Regions from separate parts of the Mus musculus genome. Here all the other regions are linked to region 2. Evidence: chromatin loops called from intact Hi-C (ENCODE). Cell type or tissue: heart. All regions are shown on one strand.

Region 1 (2,500 bases), 220 kb after region 2:
TCTATTTCCTGGTATTGGTGAGAAGGGCAAGAGAGGACATTGCACCAGGGGCTTCAAGGCTGCTGAAGGGGCTGTGAGCAAAGCTACTGCTGCTGGCCAACGGGAGGCCCTCTAAACACACACCCACACCCACACCACACCCACACCACACCCACACCACACACCCACCATACACCACACACCCACACTTACACACACACACACACACACACACACACACACACACACACACAGGCTCTCTCCCACTCTGTCTGTCTCTGCTTCTCTGTCTGTCTGTCTGTCTGTCTGTCTGTCTGTCTGTCTGTCTGTCTCTGTTGCATATACATGTCCACATGGGGTTGAAGGCTAGAGGTCAACTTCAGGAGTCATTCCTCATGAGACAACCATCTTGTTTTTTTGAGACAGGGTCTCCCACTCACCTGGCCCTCACTGATTCAGTTAGGCCCCCACGCAGGGTCCTCCTGACTCTGCCTCCCTGGTGGAATTACAGATGCGTACCACCATGCTTGGCTTTTATGTGATTTTTAAAAATGGAATCCTGTGTATATGTGCGTGTCTGACCCCCTGCAGCTGGAGTTCCAGGCAGTTGTGAGTGGCTTGATGTGGGTACTGGGGACCAAGCTCAGGTTCCCATTTGTGTACAGCAAACACTTTCTAAACTGAGCCATATTCCGGGCCCTGACCTTATAGAACTGGACATTCCAAGCGGTGGCTGGGTCTCCAAGTAAGTAGGAGACAAAACACCTCCCTGGAGACTGAGACAAAAGCCTGTTGATAAAGCCACAGCTCAGGGGATGCTTGTTACCGCCCTCTCTCCTGACTGACACACGCCCCAAGCTCTGAACTGGCTCAAGAGAGTATTATTAGGCGGCACTCTTATCCCCTGTTCTTTGTCAACAGTCATAGCCTCAAATCTCGAGGGCCTCTCATACAGAAGTGAGCAGTGTTTACTCTGACCTCCAGGCAGTCCGTCTGTCTGCCTTACAGGGAAGGCCCCAGAGCTGGGAGCTCCTGGGTCATCAGATAATGACGATGTGCAGCGTGAGTCTGACGAGTCTGACGTTCAGGAGGTGCTCCACAGGTGAGTGCTGGTGAGCCCTGCCTGGAGGGAAATCGGGACCCGCTGGCACTTCTGGTATCTGGACCCACCTTTCCCAGCATTGTCACCACAGGCTTTCTTTACTTTCCCTGGGCTCAGGGACTGACAGCAGTTCTTGATTGAGAGCTGCGGGATGCCCAATACTTCACCTTCCTCCCCTGGGATCTCTACACTTTGCTGCCACCTCGAGGCCTCCGGTGGAAATGCAGCCGCTGGTGGCATTGCTAAGGCATTCTCCATGGTTCTAGTAGTGTCCCTTCCCTGATGAGTCTCCCCTCCGGTCCCTTTGGGAGTCACCTTCCTGGTAGATTCCTTGCATTCAGTCCTCATCTCAGACCCTGCTTCTGAGGAATCCCCAATGGAGACAACTTCTAGGTGTTTGGCCACAGATCTCAAGCCCAGGCTCTTTCTGTCATCTGAATGTCACCTGGAGAACTTTATGCTCTCTGTAAAGGTGCATGAAGCGTTAGCCTCACACAGTGGAAGACTGGCTGAGAAGAGGGTGTCTTTTCCTAGTTCTGGAAGCCAGTGTTCCATCTCTGCTTTCTCAAAAGTACCAATGAGTGCAAAGACACCAAGGTATCTGGTATCCACTCAGAGGGGTTAGGCTGCCCTTCCCTGTACCCAGCCATTTGGGTTATCTGTCCTCTTTTGCTCTGTCTACTCTCTTGGCCCAGGGTGCCCCTCTTGGTCAGCAGCGTCTTTTGCTCTCCCTCTCTGTCTCTCCTCACTTGGTCCGGCTCAGTCTGTCGACATTCTCTCTGGACTCCCCCAGGCATTTCTGCCCCCGGTTATACTCTGATTTTTAGTTACAAGAAACTTTCTCTTCCGCCATATCTAGGAGAAGTCATGTCCTTTCCTTTTCTATTTCTTTTCTGTTTTTCATTCAGGGAGTGGGACTTGGGTTGTGTACGGAAGCCCCTCCCTTCTGCTCCCCCCATCACTGCTGCTGGGGTTGTGTTTGTTTTTTTTTTTAGAGACAGTGGTTCCCTATGTAGCTTTGGCTGCTTGGCTGGTCTGGAGCTCAATATACAGACCAGGCTGGTCTCACACTCAGAGAGATCCACCTCCTCTGTCTCCAGAGTGCTGGGATTAAAGGTGAGCACAGCCACGCCATCACACCACTGTGCATAATAGTATTTTTTAGAGGGACAGGGTCTCATAGAGCCTAGGCTGGCCTTGAATTCCTCCTGATTCTACTGCCTCAGCCTCTCAAGACTTAAATTTCCAGTGTGCATCTCACAGCTTGACTAACCATCAGCATTCTGAAACAATCATTAACACAAGCTAAATTTCAAGGTACCTGTGAGCCTTCTAAAATCCTATAAAATAGCTAATTTCTTCTTTCTTTTCCTCTCTTTCTTCCTCTCTTTCTTTTCCTCTTCCTTCTTCCCTCCTTCT
Region 2 (2,500 bases):
CTGCTGCCCCCCAGGCCCAGTAATGGGTGGGTAATGAGTGCTGGGGGAGTGGGGGAGGGGCGGGGAGGCAGGTGCCACAGGCTCTGGCACCGGGGGCCGCTAATCAGGTTTGCCAACGCCATCTGTCATCGTGCGAGCATCTGGGGCTCAAGGTGACCCTGTCACCCTCAGTTACAATTATGAGTTTGGCATCTGTATTAAAGCTCGCCAGCCGGCCAGGCAGGGGAGGGCTGGGGTGGATAAGGGGGTGCACGGTGAGCCCCATCCCTGGGGTCTGGTTCCCAGGGGCTGTGTAGCTGCCAAGGCAGGGAGCTTCTCTGCACTGTGTGTGTGTGTGTGTGTGTGTTTGTGTGTGTGCGCGCGCGCGCGTGTGTGCGCATGCGTTTGTGTGTTCTCACACAATATGAGTATACACATACTCATCCCAGCCTCCTTTGCTTTTCTTCCTAGTGTGACTGGGCACAGGATTGGAAATCTCAGGGTTTGTTTCTGAGTGGTGGCTGTGTGTCTGAAGGTTTGGTGGGGTGGATGGAGAGAAATGGCAATGATATTGTATGGGTACCCAGGCAAGCATGTCTATGGGTATGCTAAGAGAGGTGTGGTGCACAGTGAGCCCCATCCCTGGCTCCCAGGGGCTGTGTAGCCACCCAGCTTCTCTGCACTCTTCACTTGTCTTTGGATGACAGTGTGTGATAAGGTGTGAGTTCTTGTAGTGTGCGTGACTGTGGGTGTGCGTCAGACGGCATCAGTGCTGAATCTCTTACAGTTGTAGACTGTATGTGTGGTGGAGGTATGAATCTACAATCTGTGTGAAAGATCACTTCAGTGTGTGTGTGTGTGTGTGTGTGTGTGTGTGTGTGTGTGTGTGTGTGTGTGTAGAAGCAGCAGCTGGCAGAGGCTGTAGATATTCACCCCAGATTCTCTCCTTCCCCTTCAGTCTGTGCCTGCTCTTACGAGCCCAGCTCTGATCCAGAGAGTTCTAACAAAGACCCAGGACTCCCGGATATTGCAGGCCTGTTTTGGGTTTCTCTGTTCTGGAGCTGTATTCTCACGTCAGGATTCCAATTTTGAACAATGGAATCTAGACCTTTTGGATACCCTAATTCTGGAATTTGAAACTGGGTTTTAGAATCTGTGTCCTGCATTCTTGGATCTAATCTTCTACATCCCAGGATTTTTGGAGTCTAGAGTCTTTTCTTCTTCCTGAGGCTGGAGACGGAACCTGCACATACTAGATAAAAGCTCTGTTGCCTAGCTCTGTCTTCAGAATCTCAGTGAGAAATCTAAGCAGCTGCTGTACTGAACATTCTGACCCTGACCCCCAGAACCTATACTGTAATTATGAGTTCGAGGACATGGATTACAAAAGCTGAGTTCTGGGTCTGGGTTCTTACTTCTGGGCTCTTATCTCTGTGCTCATCCAGGACCCGTCTCTCTGCCTGGGGTTTCTATAATTAAGCCTTCAACCACAACCCCTAAGGATAGGTGTAGAGGCGCCATTTGACCACCAGGGGCCGCCCTTGATCTAGATTTCACCTAGACTGATCTAGCTGTGGGGCTAAAAGTACTGGTATCACCCAACTTTTTGAGGGGGACTGAGAGTAACTTTCTTATGCTTCTCACCTGAGGACTGATGTCTCTCAGCTCTCACAATTCAACTCTGAATAGTGGGCCCGCTGCCTCCATAGGCCTACAAAAGGGACTCTCAGACACACAGTGTAAGATGTTAAACATTTGAAAAGGCTATGGAGGGCCCCTTGTGACAGCAGTCCCTGTAACCTCTAAAGGTTTGGTTGTTGTTTTGTTGGTTTTTGAGACAGTATCTAGGTAGCCCTGGCTATCTTGGAACTCACAGACACCTACCTGCCTTCAGAGTCCTGGGCTTAAAGATGTACACCACTGTGCCTTAGCTACAAGGTATGATTTTAACTATCATTGGATGATTCTGATGAGGTCCACGAGGTCCAGTGTGTTCTCCAGGACTGTGTCTGTGAGACATTACTCTGACAGGGCGTAGGAGTCCCTGTGCTATGTCATGCTGTGTCTATGATTGCATCGCTATGCCCATAAGGACCATAAGGGCTATAACGTGTGTCCCTGGAGGAAGGCATGCAGGAGTGTCAGGAGCAGTATATGGAAAGGCTGTGCCTCTGCATGAATGATATCTTCTTAGCAGGACAAGGGGGACATTCTGAGAGTATCAAGTTGAGTCAGTGAATAGGCGACAGGGCAGTGGTGACTAGAGACTTGGAGCAGGAATCAGCATTGAATCTCTCAGCCTTTCTCGGGACATTCCCTGTGTCTGGATACATCTGGCTCTACATCTGTCAACCCATGAGTAGACCCACCAGTCTCTCTCTGAACCTGGCTTCATCTAACTTGTGGTCCCACCCCTACCTCATCCTATTGCCAGGCACATCAAGGAGCACAGTGACCCCTCGCCCCCGAGTCTTGGTGCTTTCCTGTTCAAACCTATTCTCTTTCATATCCCTCACTGTTT
Region 3 (2,500 bases), 230 kb after region 2:
TCGTTCTTCTCGTACAGGAGGTACTTGCCTCTGTCACAGAGAGCTGGTTAGTCAGCAGGGCGCCACCACCTCCCTAAGGCCACGTGTGCTGCCTGGAGGTGGGTGCACGGCAGTGACCCTGGGGGAGCCGAGACCCTGGCTTGAGTGTAGGTATGGGGGACACAGGCAGGACGGAGAGGCAAACACGGGGACACCCTATTTCAGGGTCCTTACACCTTTCAGAACAGGAAGTAGTGAGTTCAAATACCACCCAAGACTCTAAGATCCTTTTGGTATGGCAGGGTCTCCTGAAGTAGCCCAGGCTGATGGAGAAGCTCTGGTCTCCTGAAGTAGCCCAGGCTGATGGAGAAGCTCTGGCCTCCTGAAGTAGCCCAGGCTGATGGAGAAACTCTTCCTGCCTCAGTGTCCCAAGCAGTGCGTGACAGGCCTGTGCCACTGTGTCCAGGGAGCATCTGAACAGGGCAGCTTGGATACAACCCAAGGAGGGACTATGGATCTGTGGTCAGTACCCCCTTGACGAAGCCACTGGGAGACTAGAACGTTAACCAGGTCTGAAGGGGCAAACCCAGGTTCTCAAACTTTCTCATTCGCTCTTCTTTTATGGCACAGGGCTTCTCTGGGAGGCAGGCTGGGCTGGGGCTCCCCATCTTAACATCTTAGCCTCCTGGGCCTCACATCACCCAGTCTTAGACGTCTCCCTTGTTACTGTTTTCCATGCCGGGGAGGGGAGGGGATTGGGCCTGTGCCTTGCTGCTGTGCACACCCAGCACACCCAATCGCTGGCACCGCTTTTTATTTTATTTTACTTTTTTGTGTGTGTGTGTGACAAGTGCTCACTCCTTAACCCAGCTTGGTCTCAAAACTCAGGGTGATCCTCCTGCCTCAGCCTTCTGAGTGCTGAGGTTCCTAGGTATACCCCACCTGACTCTAAAAATCCAAGCTGACCCGGAGTTACCGCTCTGCCTCAGTGTGTGACTGTGGGCCCTGGACCCCGCCTCCCCTGCCGCGTGTCCCACCCACCGACAGTCTCTCTCGAACTCCTTGGACTCGTCCGTGCAGTGGAAGAACTTGCCCTTGAAGAGCTGCACGGCTACCACAGCGAAGATGAACATGAACAGCATGTACACAATGAGGATGTTGAAGACGTTCTTGAGCGAGTTCACCACGCAGTCAAACACGGCCTGCGGCAGGAGGAGGGGTGTGAGGCGGGGAGGGCGTGGTGGTGGGGTTGGGTGAGCTGAAAACATTGGTATGGAACCCAGTGCTTCTGGTACACTAGGCAAGAGTTCTGCCAACTGAGATACATCCCAGCCCTCTGCTTGTTTTAAATAGCTCCGGCTCTGCCTTTCTCCGCCCTGACCTAGCAAAAGGAATCCTGACCTGGGGCAGGGTCTGCCAGCCAATCCCCTTTGCTGCCACCTTCTGGACAAACATAGCAACTACACCCACACATAAAGTCTATGAGGCAGTCAGCATCTCTTTCAACATAGTATTGAGACGGGTCCCCAAAGGACCCAGGCTGACCAGACCTGGGGTTGTCTTTCCCCAGCCCCTGAGTGCTGGGTCCCAGGTGCACACCACTATGTTTCTCAGTGTTGTGTATGGAGCACTGTACAACCTTTTTTGTCTGTGGGTGGCCAGCTCCAGGACCCTCTCTCCAGACCCCAGTCTCACCTTCAGCTTTGGCAGCCGCTTGATGGTCTTTAGAGGTCGTAGCACCCGGAGGACTCGGAGAGACTTAATGGTGTTAATGTCCTTTCCTTTGCTATTGCCACTGTTGAGGGATGTTAGGGTCGGGGAAGGGAAGAGACAAAGCAGAAGTCAGCCTGGGAAGGAGGGGCCCACAACCCCACATGGTCCCCCTTGGCTGGACCTGATGGGCTGATGGATGGTCTAGTTTTGCCCTGGAAACCTGATCACTTTGAGGGATCCTGTTCTCATAGTTTGTTGAAGACCCTGCCTCTGCACTGAGGATTTTTGTTTTTAATTAGTTCTTTTGAGACAATGTCTTACAGTCTTTCTAGGAAGCAATGGCTGGCTCTTCCTTCATCTTCCTCTTCAGTTCTGGGATTGGAGGTGTGCAGCACTGTGTGCAACTGTCTGCACCAATGCTTCCACTGCTCTTTGTAGCAAATCAAAGGCCTGGGAGGTTGGTGAACTGTGAGATGAGACCCACCCTCCTTCTGAAGGCTTCAGAATGCTTCCCCAGTCCCATGTTCCCTAGGCTGAAGGACAGAAGTAACTAGGGGCCAGTCCTTTCAAATACCAACATGATCTCAGGCACGGCTGCTGCTCCAGTCTCCAAGGTCCCTACCTACCTTGGTGGTAAAAAGTAGGACCTGTGGACTTAACCACGAAGACTCCAAAGACACAGAGCTCTTAGCTACCTAGGCCATCAAGAGCTTGAAGATAATGGCTCCCACCCCCACCCAGGGCCCAAACACAAATCCCAGAGTCATGTTTGTCTGCTGGCTTCATGCTCAAGTCCCAGAGGGTGCTG

What was found. A loop is a pair of places that touch in the nucleus more often than their neighbours do. Peaks named below come from ENCODE experiments on the same cell type or tissue, not always from the same donor. Only the 100,000 strongest peaks of a DNase experiment are listed, where the experiment ranks them.
Region 1: a loop joins it to region 2, with 9 times the contacts of the local background. A loop is called at or near these places in 16 of 42 quality-filtered maps.
Region 3: a loop joins it to region 2, with 4 times the contacts of the local background. A loop is called at or near these places in 2 of 42 quality-filtered maps.

Annotation. Positions count from the first base shown.
Region 1 is chr8:84,590,988-84,593,487 of GRCm38, reverse strand. The region is part of intron 30 of Cacna1a (calcium channel, voltage-dependent, P/Q type, alpha 1A subunit); the gene reads right to left. Among named protein-coding and RNA genes, the nearest start is that of Gm32854, 3.5 kb to the right of the region's middle. In heart, no CTCF peak of the experiment used is centred here; a DNase peak (open chromatin) is centred at 1,207; H3K27ac peaks cover 471 bases.
Region 2 is chr8:84,812,258-84,814,757 of GRCm38, reverse strand. No RefSeq gene overlaps it. Among named protein-coding and RNA genes, the nearest start is that of Dand5, 9.3 kb to the left of the region's middle. In heart, a CTCF peak has its summit at 1,508 (motif pointing right); DNase peaks (open chromatin) are centred at 531 and 1,507; H3K27me3 peaks cover 1,864 bases.
Region 3 is chr8:84,578,744-84,581,243 of GRCm38, reverse strand. Cacna1a (calcium channel, voltage-dependent, P/Q type, alpha 1A subunit) reads right to left here. Exons shown (of 47, transcript NM_007578.3): 25 at 1,675-1,774; 26 at 1,021-1,181; 27 at 1-30. Among named protein-coding and RNA genes, the nearest start is that of Gm32854, 8.8 kb to the left of the region's middle. In heart, a CTCF peak has its summit at 1,427 (motif pointing left); no DNase peak of the experiment used is centred here; H3K4me3 peaks cover 411 bases; H3K27ac peaks cover 252 bases.